Linked DNA regions of Homo sapiens: all the other regions are linked to region 1. Evidence: read pairs that join two places in POLR2A ChIA-PET (ENCODE). Cell type or tissue: PC-9. All regions are shown on one strand. Each heading gives the region's core, and the rest is flanking DNA. Links, peaks and the distances in the headings are about the cores only. Region 1 overlaps TEKT1 (tektin 1). Region 2 has its middle 13 kb from the start of PITPNM3. Region 3 has its middle 59 kb from the start of ALOX12.

Region 1 (2,500 bases), core at 1-2,500:
GAACTGAAGCAAAGTTCACTCTTCTTATGCTTTAGCAAAGAGACTGGCAGCATTTTGCCCCTGCCCTAGAGATCTGTGGAACTTTGAATTTGAGAGAGATTATCTGAAATTGGAACTTATGTTTAAAAGGGATGCTCTGCTTCCCCCATTTTGGGGGAAGGAATTCAAGCCAGCTACAGAAATTTGCATAAGTAACAAGAAGCCGAATGCTAATTGCCAAGACAATGGGGAAAATGTCTCCAGGGCATGTCAGAGATCTTCACAGCAGCCCCTCTCATCACAGACCAAGAGGCCTAGGAGAAAAAAATGCTTCCTGGGCCAGGCCTAGGGCCCTGCTTCCTCATCTTCTTCTTTTTAGAGACAGGATCTCACTCTGTCACCCAGGCTGGAGTGCAGTGGCACAACCATAGCTCACTGTAACTTTGAACTCCTGGGCTCAGGAGATCCTCCCACCTCAGCCTCCTGGGTAGCTGAGACTACAGGTACACACCACCACACCCACCTAATTTTCTTATTTTTGTAGAGGCAAGGGTCTCTCTGTGTTGCCAAGGCTGGTCTCAAACTCCTGGTCTCAACTGATCTTCCTATTTTGGCTTCCCAAAGTGCTGGGATTCCAGGTGTGAGCCACCATAACTTCTCCATTTTCTCTATGCTCTTTCTGAAACTCCTATTAGTTATTGAGCCTCCCAGACTGATCCTCTAATTTTCTTGTCTTTTCTTTGCTGTTATTTTGTTGTCCTTTTTTCCCACTTTCTGGATATTCTCAACACTTCTTTTGATTTTTAAGATTTTTCTGCTCTTATATTCTTAATTTCTAAGAACGCTTGTTCTCCAAATGTTCTCTTTTTTAAAGACTCCTCTGCATGTTCCAAGGATGCAATCTCTTCTCTAAATTCTTGATGGATTTGATAGTGTATGTCTTCTTTTTCTCTATGCACTATCTGTCTCCTGAGTTTCTGTGTCTTTGATTATTTGTTTTGGTGTCTGCCATGTTATTGGCTTTCCTCAATTATTTGGTGATCATCTGATTTAGACTGAGATGCTAAAGTGCTACCTGGAAATGCTGTCTAGAGGGACAGTGCTTGTCAACCAGAATGCTTTATCATACAGAGTGATCAGTTGAGACCCTGGCATCTCACAGGAGAATCCTCAAATGTTAATATTTATGGATCTTTCCTTTCGGGGCCAGTTACTTTCTACTTTCTCCACAGAAAAGTCCTCCAGTCTCCTGTCTGAGGGTAGAAGCCTGGCTACCAGTGTCTTAGGAAACAGCTGGAAGAATTACTATGTAGACATAGAAATGAATGAATCACCAAGTAGACATTCATTGAACCTTTTAACCTTTAACCTTCTGCTGGGGTGAGGGAGAGCCAGAGTGAAGAGGAAGCTCTTTATAAAGACTTTCAACCAATCTTGTTTCTGGTTCTATCCTGACCCTCCAGCTTCAGAAGTAACTGGATGCATCCAGTTTTGAGCATTACAAGATTTCTGCAGCATGAATCAGCTGGCTTCTTATTGTTCTCTACCCAGCCTGATTTTCTGCAGTCCCTAGGTTTGTTACCAGCTGACCTTTGCTTTCTAAAATCTTGATTTCATTATTTGTCTACTGTTGCTTCCTCTCTAACTCTCTGTGTGTGTGTATGTGTGCACACGCATGTGCTTGCCTGTGTATGCATCTCAATCTCTCTCATGCTTGGGGCATAGCTTTATTATTATTTTGTTAGCTTTACTGTTATTAATTCTTTACTGCTATTTTGTTGGAATTCTAAAAGGAAGAGAAGACAAATGCATGTGCTTAATCCACCATGTAGATGGGCATCTTCCCATTGACACCTTGTAACTGATTTTCACCTCTACTGTGTACCCTCCACTATCCTACTGGACATCTCTTATCTCAAAGGTCACCAATAATCTTTAAGTCACTAGTCCAAATTTATTTTGGCTCAGCTCTCAGTCTCTTAGACATTTAGACAACCACTGATACAATAGAAGACTTCCTCGCCTGTGAAACCTCATCCTTTTTTTTTTTTTTTTTTTTTTTTTGAGACAGAGTCTCACTCTTTCACCCAGGCCGGACTGCAGTGGCGCTATCTCGGCTCACTGCAAGCTCCGCCTCCCAGGTTCACACCATTCTCCTGCCTCAGCCTCCCAAGTAGCTGGGACTACAGGTGCCCACCACCATGCCTGGCTAATTTTTTGTATTTTTAGTAGAGACGAGGTCTCACCGTGTTAGCCAGGATGGTCTTGATCTCCTGATCTCGTGATCTGCCCACATCGGCCTCCCAAAGTGCTGGGATTACAGGCGTGAGCCACTGCGCCCAGCCAAAACCTCATCTTTTGGCTTTCATAACCTTGGTCTCATCTGTTTATTCTTCCACCTGAACTTATGTTCCTCAGCTCTTCTCTTGGTCCTCTTCAACTCATGTGCCCTTTTCTTCTCTTTTGATACATTCTTTGGGTAGTCTAATCTACCCTTATGGCTCCCCTTACCCATCTTTAT
Region 2 (6,977 bases), core at 2,260-4,759, 250 kb before region 1:
CATCTCTCGGCCGGGTGCAGTAGCTCACGCCTGTAATCCCAGCACTTTGGGAGGCTGAGATGGGCAAAACACCTAAGGTCAGGAGTTCAAGACCAGCCTGCCCAACATGGTGACTAAAAATACAAAAATTAGCTGGGCATGGTGGTGGGCGCCTGTAATCCCAGCTACTCAGGAGGCTGAGGCAGGAGAATCACTTGAACCCGGGAGGGAGAGGTTGCAGTGAGCTGAGATCACGCCACTGCACTCCAGCCTAGGCAACAGAGCGAGACTCTGTCTCAAAAAAAATTAAAAAAAAAAAAAAGAAATTTCATCTCTCTCCTCCAGTTTAAGTGCAGTGGTGCCCACCACAACCCTCCCAGAAGGCAGGGGAGAAGAGTGGGTTGTGTGAGCTGTCGGCATGGAAAGGCATCCTGTGCAACAACAGAAATAAGTGTTGGTGCCCCCCAACCTCCACCCCACTATCACACATTCATATGATGAAAACTCCTACTACAGCCCACCCTGCAGAGACGGAATCTGTGCCATTGACCCAGACCTGAAAGTGTACCGTTGCTGACTCCTAAGAGAGGACCCCACACTGCTGGGAGCACAGGCAGCTGCTGAATAAAAGCTAAGACAGTTGTTGTGGGGAGCAAGCCTCTAAGAAAAGGTCATTTTGGGCGAGGCATGGTGGCTCACGCCTGTAATCCCAGCACTTTGGTAGGTCAAGCAGGCAGATCACGAGGTCAGGAGATCGAGACCATCATGGCCAACATGGTGAAACCCCGTCTCTACTAAAAATACAAAAATTAGCCGGGCGTGGTGGCGAGCGCTTGTAATCCCAGCTACTTGGGAGGCTGAGGCAGGAGAATCGCTTGAACCCCGGAGGCGGAGGTTGCAGTGAGCCAAGATGGCGCCATTGCACTCCAGCCTGGGTGACAGATCAAGGCTATGTCTCAAAAAAAAAAAAAAAAAAAAAAAAAAGAGTCATTCTGTTCTTCCCTCCTTCTCCCCGATTCCGGACTTTGTGAAAACCTTCAGATCTCTGATGGCTTAAAGCTTGTAGGGGAGAAACCCCTTCACTTATTAGGAGGCCATTCCAGTTCTTTAACTCTACCAGCTGGGAAGCTCTTCCTGTTGCCTCTACTTCTCTCCTGCTGTACAGCAGCAGCACGCTAAGAAAAATAACAACCGGCCGGGCGTGGTGGCTCACACCTGTAATCCCAGCACTTTGGGAGAGCGAGGCAGGCGGATCATGAGGTCAGGAGATCGAGATCATCCTGGCTAACATGGTGAAACCCCGTCTCTATTAAAAATACAAAAAAATTAGCCGGGCGCGGTGGCAGGCGCCTGTAGTCCCAGCTACTCCAGAGGCTGAGGCAGGAGAATGGTGTGAACCCGGGAGGCGGAGCTCGCAGTGAGCCAAGATCACGCCACTGCACTCCAGCCTGGTCGACAGAGCGAGACTCCGTCTCAAAAAAAAAAAAAAAGAAAAGAAAAGAAAAGAAAAATAACAACCAGAAGAACAACAGGAATAGATATTTGCTGAGTGACTATTATGTGCCTGGAAGTGTTTTAAGTGCTTTTCACGTGTTTCCTCTTTGAATCCTTATAGCAACATTAGGAGGGAGGGATTCTTAGAACCATTCCCATTTTACAGATAAGGAAACAGGCTTAGAAAGGCCTCACAGCTAATAAGTGGAAGAGCAAGTATTTAGGTCACACAGCTAATAAGTGGTAGAGCAGGTATTCAAACCCAGTCCCTCTAATGTCCACACTCCTGCCTTCGCCACAAGAGAAGAAGAAGACAGGAAAAAATAAGACAAAAACCAGACACAGAAAACCAAGAGGCTGAGGTTCTGCCACTAAGTGCTGGTGCAACCTCACGCAATTCACCAAAGCAAGCCCCTCCTTGTCTATACAGTGAGCCTGCTAGACTCACCGGTGTCCCTGAGCCTTTGGGGCTTGGCTGCGATCCTATGGTTTTCCTAATCCCTGTGCGAGGTGCCCTGACAAGTAGAGGGGGTGAGGGAGGAGCTGAGTTGGCAGGATTCTCCAGGGCCCAGAGGCAGCTGCCTTTGCCTGGGCAGGGCCTCCCGAGGCTATCAATGCCTCCCTCCTCTGTGGCTGCCAACCTAGTATCCCAGGCAGATCTCCCGGGGCTGCTGGGGCTATCTATTCATATTGCAATTTGAATGCTTCTGGTCAGAATGACTAAAAGGCTGAATTTTACAAGGGTTTTGAAAGTGAATTGACTCCACTTATTAAAGATATACTAGATTACACGCCGAGTGAAAGGACACTCTGGGGACTCCAGGCATCGCAGCCTTTCACAAAGACGGAAACATCCCTTTTCGAGCCATTCCTGGTAAACCACAGTGGGAGACGTTGCACCAAGCAGATGCCGATTAAATTACCGGCTGAAGGACACAGTCCATCAGAGAAACATCTTGGCCCAGAAGGGCCACTGGTGAATGAAGACGCAGTTCCAGAAATCCCTTCTGGTTGTTTTATGTAAATCAGTTTCTAAAGGCAGGAAGGCAAAGGCAAAAAGGTAAGTATTCCTGGGAAGCCCTGACCTTCAGTCATGCAGCTTATAAGGGGGAGAGAGGGAGAGAGGTGTGACGGGTAGGGAAAGTGATGGACAGGGAGGGGCACACAACTGCTCTTTGTTTTCAGGTTCAGAGCACCTGGGGAGGGAGTCTCAGCTGGTGGGGGCTTCCTCTGTGCAGATGAGGAAGCAGAATAGCTGGAAGGACTTCCTGGACTTGGAACCTGGCGGCGGAGGAAGGCCCTCCCGAATCCACGGGATCCAACCCCGGCACCTCACTGTACTGATGGGGAAGCTCAGCACTGGGTAATGGGGGTGGGGGGCAGTCAAAAACAGGGCATTTGGTGGCACAACTGGGACTGAAAGACAGTCCAGGCTCTTAACTCAAGGCTCTCTCCTCCCACTCTCCCATGGAGATGTAGGCGGCTGTCCCTGGCTTGTGTCGGTAAGTCTTTCCTCTCTCTCTGTGTCGCCCTGAGAAGCATTCCCTTCCACGCATCGCTGTCAAGAGAAGCAGCAGCATGTAGCAGGTACACAGATCGCAGTTGCTTGCAGATGTCATAGAAGGTCCAGGCAATGTGTATGCAACACCGGTTGCTTCCCTTTCTAAGTAACAGACACAGATTCAGTCTCTCTGAAGCAGAAAGGGAGTTTATTGGCAGGCTATCGGGATCTCAGAGAATCAGAGGAGCCTGCAGGGATAGGCTTGAAAAGCAGATGGGGCTGGACACAGTGGCTCATGCCTGTAATCCCAGAACTTTGGGAGCCCGAGCTGAGCAGATCACTTAAGGTCAGGAGTTCGAGACCAGCCTGGCCAACATGGTGAAACCCCATCTTTACTAAAAAATAAAATAAAATAAAATACAAAAATTAGCTGGGTGTGATGGTGCATGCCTTTAGCCCCAGCTACTCGGGAGACTGAGGCCAGACAATCGCTTGAACCTGGGCGGCAGAGGTTGCAGTGAGCAGAGATCACGCCACTGCACTCCAGCCTGGACAACAGAGCAAGACTCTGTCTCAAAAACGAAAAAAAAGAAAAGCAGATGGGAACTGAGGCTGCTGGAGAAGGCCAAGAACTTTCTAGAAAGCACAGCAGTCACCTTTTAGCAGAAGGACTTTAGTCTGATGGCCACTCTCTTCGCTGTACACACCAGCCCCTGAATGAGTGGGTTATAAAGAAACATCAGTTTTGAATCACTCATTCCAGCCAAGCATGATTAGCCAAGCCTGGGACATGCATGCCCCAGCTTCCAGGTGTGGGAGACAAAGATTGAAGGGTCCTATCTTGGGAGGCAGGACCCTGTATCCACATAACCATATTCCAAGGGCATAGAGAGTGCAATAGACTTCTGAGGGTTGGACAATTCTCATGAGGGATTGCATCATGAATTCCAAATGACTTCAACAGCAGGGGCTGTGTCATCACACCTACCCAGCAATCCCCCCAGAGCTCACCCCGAGACCCCAGCCAAAGTTAAGGGTTCCAGAAACCTTCAGAAGGGTGCAGCTGCCTTTGTTTAGGGGTGTGTGAGCGAGGGACTTTTCGGCCACCTGTGATGGGCACTCCTCCCGGCATGAGGACGTGAGAGCATCCTCTGCAGGAAACTGCACAGAAGGGGCTGGGGGGTCTCCCAGATTGATCCCTCCCCGCCTCCCAGGGAGGAAGAGGCTGCTGGTCCTCCCGTAGTGCTTTCCTGTTGGGGCTGCTGCAGGCTGTGTGCTTTCCAATGTTTCGACATTGCAATATTTCATACTTGGGAAGTAAGAACAACCATGATTTTCAGAGTTCTATTTCTTGACATTCTATTTCAAGCTGTAGAAAGTAATACTTAACAAAAGCCTTCTGAGCCTAAGATGCAGTGAGGCTCCACTTGGGGAAGTGGATTTCTGCTCCCCTCCGTACACAGAGGGGAAGAGTTATTGGACATTCCTGGGGTGGGGGGATGAGGTTTTCTGTTTTGGTTTGTTTGGGGTTTTTTTCATGCATCAAAAGAGAGCACCAGACTGGGAATCAGAGGACCGTAGGCCTAGTCCCAGTTTTGCTTCTGATTTCCTGTGAGACCTGTTTCCACTCTGGGTTTTTGCTCTCATTCACAGAAAAAGGGGTAGTAAAGCCTCTGCCTGCCTCGGAGATCGGAAAGTGTATTGTGACAAGGACACTGCTAGGTACATGAACTGTTCTAGATAGTTGTTTTTGTTTTTGTTGTTGTTGTTTGTTTGTTTTTTTTTGAGATGGAGTCTCGCTCTGTCGCCCCGGCTGGAGCACAGTGGCGCGATCTCGGCTCACTTCAACCTCCGCCTCCTGGGTTCAAGTCATTCTCCTGCCTCAGCCTCCCGAGTAGCTGGGACTACAGGCACGCGCCACCATGCCTGGCAAATTTTTGTATTTTTAGTAGAGACGGGGTTTCACCATGTTGGCCAGGCTGGTCTCGAGCTCCTGACCTCGTGATCCACCCGCCTCGGCCTCCCAAAGTGCTGGGATTACAGGCGTGAGCCACCTCGCCCGGCCCCTATGTGTGTGTCTTTATTGAAGAAAGGGTCCACAGCATTGTCCAGGTTTATAAAGGGGTCCTGACCCTTCAAAATAGCAAGAACTCCAGTTTTAGTCAATTCCTTTGTTCCGATGGGAAACAGGCCCCCTAAGTCAGTGTGAGGAGCCTGGGGCTTTCATGCCTAAAGCTGTGAACAATTATCTGAGTTAATTAAAAGCTTTGGCGGCCAAGCCAGCAGCCCCCGCCCTCATGCCCAGGCGGCCTCTGTCACACATGCTGCAGGTCACAAGTGATGCATGCCAGTCCGAGGCCCCAGCCCGGAATGGGGAGCCCACTACGTGCCCCTCCAGAGGCTACACCACGATCAACATGGAGAGAAAGAGCCCAGGCCCCCAGGCCCTGCCCAGATTGTCCTCGCAAAGACCCAGCCACCCTGTTGGCCCCGCGTCTGTTTCAAATCCCATGCCTGGGATTTCTTTTTGACATTAAAGTAAATGTTGGCCAGAGAGCCACCTACAAGGGTGACGAAGGCTGCCGGCTTCTCATTGGAGGGCTGGGAGGAGACTCTGCAGGTCTCTGAGGACTGCCAAGACTCCTTCATCACACTGAGCAGATATAAAATCCATTACCAAGGGCTAATAAATGCGGGGAGGCCGGCAGAGGACATGCCCGCCTTGCTGGGAGGGCACACACTCAGGCCAAGAACAGCAGGCTCTCCAGGCACAGCCACTCGCCCTCCGATATTTGCCCCTCCTGCACGCACCTCTCTCGGAGTCCCATTGTTCTCCATTCAATCATTTGGGCACCAATTCTGTTTCTCTTTGACTATAAAAGCCCATGCCTGCAGACCTCTCTACACATTTATTGTGCGGCTGGAATTTATGACGGATTGGATTTCAGAGGAGGGATTGATTAAATACAGATGGAGCACTTGACAAGGGCCTGGGGGTCCCGGTAGACTCCCCCATTTAGAAACAGAATAAAGATTAGAAAGCGTGAGCAAGGGCAATCCGAGGTAAGTCTTGCTTTCAAAGGGAGGGAGGGAGGACAGGATGGGGGAAGCTGTCTATTCCTACTCAACAGCATCTTCTTGAAGCTGGATGAAATTCTTTGCCCGGTGGAGTAATGAGCTGTTGAGGCCACTCCTCAGTGCCTCCAATGCATTCAGCCTCCTGGGGTACAGGGTGCTCTCCTGCTCACCTGCGTAGGGCTGAGATGGCAGTGTGGACCTCTCGGCTCTGGTAAATACCGCCAGCACCTTTGCTGTCTAATCGCACTGTGTTCACACCTATGTCCCCCACTTTCAAGACTTCACGCTTTGGAAAAGCGTCAACTATCTTTCAAGGCCTAATTCAAAGCCACCTCCTCCATGAAGACCATCAAAACCACAACCCTCACTCAGTAACAGTGAATCGCCCCTTGCAATGTACAACCACAGTACGCTAGCTTCCCTCTCCTCCTGCTTTGTTTTTATTCTGCTTTGAAAAGGTCTGTGTCTAAACTCTCTTTGTGTTTCTTTTTTCTTTTTTTCTTTTTCTTTTTTCTTTTTTTTTTTTTTTTTTTTTGAGACAGAGTCTCACTCTGTCACACAGGCTGGAGTGCAGTGGCATGATCTAGACTCACTGCAAGCTCCGCCTCCCAGATTCAAGTGATTCTCCTGCCTCAGTCTCCTGAGTAGCTGGGACTACAGGCGTGCACCACCATGCCAGGCTAATTTTTGTATTTTTAGTAGAGACGGGGTTTCACCATGTTGGCCAGGCTGGTCTCGAACTCCTGACCTCAAGTAATCCATCCGCCTCGGCCTCCCAAAGTGCGGAGATGACAGGCATGAGCCACCACGCCCGGCCTCTCTTTGCATTTCTGTAGTATGTAGTGAACCTTACATGAATGGTAATGCAAATTGAAAACTGTCTATGACCAGGCGCGCTGCTTTTTATATGTGCAGTGGCAGTTTG
Region 3 (6,977 bases), core at 2,068-4,567, 110 kb after region 1:
AATGAATGCTTTGTGAAACAAAAGCTTTTGTGGTTGTTGCTGTTGATTACAAATTTTATCTCTTTTTTTAACTTTTATTTTAGGTTCAGGGTACACATGCAGGTTTGTTGTACAGGTAAATTGAGTATCATGGGGGTTTGGTGTACAAACTGTTTTGTCACCCAGCTGATAAGCATAGTACCCAATAGGTAGTTTTTGATCCTTAGCCTCCTCCCACTCTCCACCCTCACAAAGGCCTCAGTGTCTACTGTTCCCTTCTTTGTGTCCATGTGTACTCAATGTTTAGGTCCTACTTCTAAGTGAGAACATGCAGTATTTGGTTTCCTGTTCCTGCATTAGTTCACTTAAGATAATGGCCCCCAGCTCCTTCCATGTTGCTGCAAAGAACATGATCTTGTTCTTTTTTATGGATGCACAGTATTCCACGATGTATATGTGCCACCTTTTCTTTATCTGGTGTATTGATGATGGGCATTTAGGTTGATTCCGTGTCTTTGCTATTGTGAGTAGTGCTGCAATGAACATATGAGTGCGTGTGTCTTTATGGTAGAACAATTTATTTTCCTTTGGGTATTGGTATGGTTTGGCTGTGTCTCCACCCAAATCTCATCTTGAATTGTAGCTCTCATAATCCCCATGTATCATGGGAGGAACCCAGTGAAAGGTAATTGAATCATGGGGGCGGGTTCTTCCCAAGCTGTTCTCATGATAGTGAATAAGTCTCACAAGATATGATGGTTTTATAAAGGGCAGTTCCCCTATACACACTCTCTTGCTTGCTGCCATGTAAGATGTGCCTTTGCTCCTCTCCACCTTCCGCCATGATTGTGAGGCCTCCCTGGCCATGTGGAACTGTGAGTCCATTAAACCTCTTTTTCTTTATAAATTACCCAGTCTTGCATATGTCCTTATAGCAGTGTGGTCTACTGCAGGTATATACCCAATAAGGAGATTACTGGGTCAAATGGTAGTTCTGTTTGAAGCTCTTTGAGAAGGCTCCACAATGCTTTGCACAATGACTGAACTAATTTACATTTCCACCAACAGTGAATAAGCATTCCCTTTTCTCTGCAATCTCACCAGCATGTTTGTTGTTGTTGTTGTTGTTGTTGTTGTTGTTTGAGACGGAGTCTCGCTGTGTCGCCCAGGCTGGAGTGCAGTGGCGCGATCTCGGCTCACTGCAAACTCTGACTCTCAGGTTCATGCCATTCTCCTGCCTCAGCCTCCCGAGTAGCTGGGACTACAGGCGCCCGCCACCACGCCCAGCTAATTTTTTTTGTATTTTTAGTAGAGATGGGGTTTCACCGTGTTAGCCAGGATGGTCTCGATCTCCTGACCTCATGATCCACCCGTCTCGGCCTCCCAAAGTGCTGGGATTACAGGCATGAGCCACCACGCCCGGCCAGCATCTGTTATTTTTCAGCTTTTTAATAATACCTATTCTGACTGGTGTGAGAGGATGGGACATTTAGAGGAAAAATCAGCCTTTCTTGTTTCTTCCCTCACAGTCAGTATTAATAAAGACTAATCCCTTTAGACTATCACAAGAAGATACTGCAGAGGAAAGATGAAGCTTCTTTTAACTAAGGGGTCACGGCCGTTATAATTTGAGCATCAAAAGACTGGATGAAAACAGATGTGGCCAGAGTTCTAGTTCTTGTTTTGGAGGACTAGACGGTATCAGATTAACCCCTCTGCCAAAATTATTTATAAACTCTGGGCAAAATATAACAAACAGGTCTTTGAAGGGACTGGAGATAAACCTTAGCAGGCAGAAACTGAGCAGGGAACAGACAGTCCTCAAAATGAAGGAAGCACGTGAGATGAGCTCCACATTTACCAAGATTTTTCTCCTGAGGGACTTCCCAGCTTGCTGCTGCTGCACACAGCGGAAGAGATCTCAAACAGAAAGAAGCAATTTTAGGGGATGTGGAGCTAGAGATTCGATTTGGGGCTCCCAGAGAAGCTGGAAATTGAGGAGGAAATCCCCAGAAAAGGGGGACCTATGGAAGGAAAATAATTGATAGAACAAGTAGATGAAAAATCAGTAAGAACATAGATTTGAACACAATTAACAGACTTGATCAAGTGGACATTCACACAACACAGCACCCAACACTGCATACCACACACTCTTTTCGAGAACTCACAGGACCTTTACAAAGTGAATCACGCTGGACGATAAAGTAAGTCTCAACAAAATTAGGAGATTGCAATCAGGCAAGACATGCTATGGCTAGTATGAGCAAACAAGCCAGACATCAATAGAAATGACCTGTTTTGAAGATGGCATGGTATTAACACAGGGATTGACAAGTAGAACAATTGGAATAGAAGAATGGACAGCCCAGAAACAGGCATATATGGACACTTCATTTTTGACAGAGGTGGTGTTACCAGCTGAGGGTAGTTGTCCAGGTTCTTGGCGTTTTGAACAAAGAACTGGACAAAATGGACAAAGCAAGGCAGCAAGAGCAGAGATTTGTTTTAAATGAAAGTACACTCCACAGGGTGGGGGTGGCTCATGCAAGCAGCTCAAGATTCTTGGTTACAGAATTTTCTGGGGTTTCAATTCCCTCTAGGAGTTTCCCATTGTCCCCCGACCAGTCTGATTGGTTGCAGGAGGGGACCAATCAGAGGTACTTTCATTTTTCAACCGCCAGGCAGAAAAAGGAGGGGCAGCAACTGTCGCGCAGAAAAAGGGGGTGTTGAAGAGTAGCCTCTGATATCCAGTGAGCATGAACCGGCCTTAGGTTTCCTGCCTCCAGACCCTATTCTCCTGCCTCATTTCCCCCCCTGAGAGACAGGATCCCCGTAAGTCTTTATGTGAGACAGAGGGACTGATGGTCTTTTTTCTGTAACTGCGTCACACTGACTTGACTGACAGTCCCTGCCTATTGGAATCACAGAACTCTCACCCTGCTCTGTCTAGTGGAGACAGGGTAGTTTCTTGATGGCCAGGGGTGGTGAATTCATTTGGAACTGGCTGGAAACCTTACTGCACAATCATCTCCAGGCAAGAGGAAATGAATGGTTAAAAGATTTCATGGGAACTTCAGGAGGTGGACACCTATGCTGTCAGGAATGTTTGTTATAGAAATGAATTAAAAGATTCTACTTAATTACTATGAAGGAAGTGATTCCAACTGTTTGAAAGAAGGTAATTAATCTGCAAAAAAAAAAAAAAAAAAAAAAACATGGCTACTATTATCCAGCCTACAGTAACTATGCAACAAAAACACCAAGGAACGTTGGTAGGCATTTCTCTTTTGGCTGTCTTCTAAACAGGTACTTCAGGGCTGCCACAGGTTCACAGGTGCAGTGGCTGATGGGAACTTCAGGTTCCAGGTCCGGGGCTTCAGGTATCACAGACTTGATCCTTGAAAGGTGTATCCAACTATCTAATCCCAGTACTTTGACCGCAGAAGGCGTGGCCAGTATCACTGAAAACGGTGCCTTCCATTGGGGTTGTAATTGTTGAGGAGGTGACCCCTCCGTCCATGCTTTAACAAGCACCTTATCTGCTGGCCTGATTTGAGGTGGCTGGTTAGCTTCCAGTACCGGAAGCCTTTGAGTTCCAAACTTCTGTATAAACCTGCTGACATTGTCCTAGGTTAACTAGGTATTTTACTAAACCAGCTGTTTCTGAATCAGTAATTACATCATCAGTTAAGAATAGCCTTCTGTAATCCCAGCACTTTGGGAGGCCAAGGCGGGCAGATCACCTGAGGTTAGGAGTTCAAGACCAGCCTGACCAACGTGGAGAAACCCCATCTCTACTAAAAATACAAAATTAGCCGGGCATGGTGGTTCATGCCTGTAATTCCAGCTACTCGGGAGGCCGAGGCAGGAGAATCGCTTGAACCCGGAAGGCAGAGGTTGCAGTGAGCCAAGATCAAGGCATTGTACTCCAGCCTGGGCAACAAGAGCGAAAATTCCATGTCCAAAAAAACAAGGCCGGGCACAGTGGCTCAGGCCTGTAATCCCAGCACTTTGGGAGGCCGAGGCGGGCAGATCACAAGGTCAGGAGATCGAGACCATCCTGGCTAACACGGTGAAACCCCGTCTCTACTAAAAATACAAAATATTAGCTGGGCGTGCTGGCGGGCGCCTGTAGTCCCAGCTACTCGGGAGGCTGAGGCAGGAGAATGGCGTGAACCCGGGAGGCGGAGCTTGCAGTGAGCCAAGATCGTGCCACTGCACTCCAGCCTAGGCGATAGAGAGAGACTCCGTCTCAAAAAAAAAAAAAAAAACACACACACACACACATAAAAACAAACTAATAGCCTTCGTATAGGCTTATATTAAATTTTGCTCTAGGGGTATTACAGATTTTTAAGAGAGCTATGGGCAGTAAGCTGACCCAAGCTTCTGATGTTTCCTGATCGAACTTAGCTAACGATCCTTTTAGAGGTTGATTAGCCCTTTCTACTTTCCCAGAGGATTGAGGCCTCCATGCTGAATGTAAATAGTATTTGATTCTGAGAGCCTTAGCAACTACTTGAGTTATCTGGGAGATAAAGTATGGGCCGTTATCACTTTGGAGACGCTGAAGTAACCCAAACTGGGGGATTATTTCTTTTAAGAGAACCTTATAACCACAGTAGCCTTCTCTGATCTGGTAGGATAAGCTTCGACCCAACCAGTAAAGATATCTATTAGCACTAACAAAAACTTATAACCTCTGCCAGCTGGCATATGTGTGAAGTCTAATCGCCCATCTTTTCCTGGGTATGTTCTATCAGCGTCCTCTAATACAACTCCCCTCTGGACTGGTTCTATTACAGGAGGCATTCTGTTTCCTGGGCTGTTCAGTGCACACAGTGAGCAGGTTTGACAGACATGCTTAACCACAGAAGCTAAGTTAGGCTCAATGAAGAGCCTGTTAACCACGGCCAGGGTGGCTTCTCTCCCCATATGCAAAGAGTCATGCAGAGTTTTTCTAATTCTCCATCAGGCTGCTTGAGGGAGATGTGGTTTTGATGCCATGTACCACCAGCATCCTGGGTTTTGTCCCCCTTGCTCCTTTATTAACTGTTCTTCCTGTGGTGTGTATTCAGGCTCCATTGGGGAATCACAGAAAAGAAGTAGAGCTGGAATCTGTTGGGATTGCACCCTGAGAACTACAGCTTTCGCTTCTCTATCAGCCTTTCTGTTTCCTTGTGCTATAAGGGTTAAGGCCCTTTGATGCTCCCTGCAATGAATTACAGCTACAGCCTTTGGCAGGTGTATTGCTTCCAAAAGCTGCAGAATTTCAGGCCTATGCTTTACAGGGGAGTGTTTGCTAGTTAGCAGCCCTCTTCCTTTCCAGATTGTAGCATGAGCATGGCAAGGGTTACCTGGTCCGGTGGAACCTCCCTTACTTCATCATCACTTACTGCCTTAGTTATTCCCTTTCTCATTCCTCCAAGGAGAGCCTCAAGAAATTTAGCCCAGTTTTTCGTTCCCACGAGAGCATTAGAGTCTCAATTAGGATCAGTTGTGGGGACTGTGTCTGGGCCCAGGTGATTGCCCTGAGGGTTTTGGGCAAATAAATCGTCTGCTTCCCAGTGGGCAGCCTCAAAAGATTCATTCCTTTTCAAAGGGGGTGCAAGAGGTTGCTAGAATGAATTGAACATTTCTCTGTGAGAGATCGAAGGCTGAGGTCAAAGTTTGGAACCCATCTGCTAATTTCCTGGGATTCTTAGAAGAGCTTCCTAGCTTTCCCTGACACCGTTGTATATCAGTTATAGAGAAGGTGGCCTGCACTAGGACTGGCCCCTCGGCTCCTGCTACTTCCTGAAGGGGTAGCAGGGCTGGAGGGAGAGTGGAATGTAGTGTCCCCTCCGAGCGTGAGGGGGACCTAGTAGGGTGTCCAGGGTTTGGGTTTTAGCCTCAGGAGCACTTGGCAAGGGGCTACGTGGGGGCGGTTATGTTCACCCTGAGAGACAGGTGGCCCTTATAAAAGGGGGTCATCTATACTATCTAGTCCTGTCTTTGGACTTTCTTTGCGGAGATGATTAGGTTTTGGCGTAGGGCCGTGAAGGCCTGTACATATGGTATTTCTGACCATTTGCCCTGCCAGGAAACAGCTGCTGCAAGACTGAAAAGAAAAGGACTCAGGTCCCTCACCCAAACCGGGTGGTGGTGATCAGGCGCTTCCACACGGAACCCTTTCAGTTTCCCTGGAGAGTGGCCCCAACCACAAACCTGCGGTTGCCTCCATGCCTAGGCACTGTCCACCGAGAGTCCCGAGTTGGAAAGGAAAAGAGAGAGAAAGAGGACAAAAAGGAAAATAAATCCCAAACGTTGGGCTTACCTCCTGGCTGGCTCACCAAAATACGTTACCAGCTGAAGGGTAGTTGGCCAGGTTCTTGGCGTTTTGAACTGAGAATTGGACAAAACACACAAAGCAAGGCAGGGAAAGCAGAGATTTACTCCAACAGAGGACAGTGGGCTCAAGCAAGCAGCTCCAAAGCCTGTTACTGAATTTTCTGAGGTTTAAATACCCTCTAGAGGGTTCCCATTGGCCCCCGACCAGTCTGATTGGTTGCAGGAGGGGACCAATCAGAGGTACTTTCATTTTTCAACTGCCTCGCAGAAAAAAGGAGGGGTTGAAAAGGGATGAATCGGGCTTGGGTTCCGAACCTAAGCCCAATTCAACCCCTCCTTTCCCTCATAAGCAGCATGAATCAGCCTTAGCTTCCCTGCCTCCAGACCCTATTCTCCTGCCTCAGTGGTAGTGTAGATCAGGCGAGGAAGTAGAAATTCTAATAGACAGTGGTGGGACAGGGAAGTGTCCATATGGAAAAAAATGGACCTTTATATCATACGTAAATAAATTTCAAGTAGATTAAAGGTCTAAACATAAAAGGCAAAATTAAGCAATGCATATAGAAGTGTAAAACTATAAACATTTGCAAGGAAGTGATTGTCACACGTTTGGAGAGTGGTTACTTCCGGGAAGAGGAAGAGGTTTGTTGCAGGTAGGGGATGGA

The links. ChIA-PET counts read pairs that join two places held together with the same protein. Peaks named below come from ENCODE experiments on the same cell type or tissue, not always from the same donor. Only the 100,000 strongest peaks of a DNase experiment are listed, where the experiment ranks them.
Region 2: POLR2A ChIA-PET joins it to region 1 with 7 read pairs; 2 of 35 experiments call an interaction of 5 or more read pairs at or near these places.
Region 3: POLR2A ChIA-PET joins it to region 1 with 5 read pairs; 2 of 35 experiments call an interaction of 5 or more read pairs at or near these places.

The regions. Positions count from the first base shown.
Region 1 is chr17:6,821,798-6,824,297 of GRCh38, forward strand. The region is part of intron 2 of TEKT1 (tektin 1); the gene reads right to left. Among named protein-coding and RNA genes, the nearest start is that of TEKT1, 8.7 kb to the right of the region's middle. In PC-9, for the core only: no CTCF peak of the experiment used is centred there; a DNase peak (open chromatin) is centred at 1,414; H3K27ac peaks cover 2,163 bases.
Region 2 is chr17:6,565,675-6,572,651 of GRCh38, forward strand. No RefSeq gene overlaps it. Among named protein-coding and RNA genes, the nearest start is that of PITPNM3, 13 kb to the left of the region's middle. RefSeq lists an enhancer at 2,013-2,513. In PC-9, for the core only: no CTCF peak of the experiment used is centred there; no DNase peak of the experiment used is centred there; H3K27ac peaks cover 12 bases.
Region 3 is chr17:6,933,952-6,940,928 of GRCh38, forward strand. No RefSeq gene overlaps it. Among named protein-coding and RNA genes, the nearest start is that of ALOX12, 59 kb to the right of the region's middle. In PC-9, for the core only: no CTCF peak of the experiment used is centred there; no DNase peak of the experiment used is centred there; H3K4me3 peaks cover 754 bases.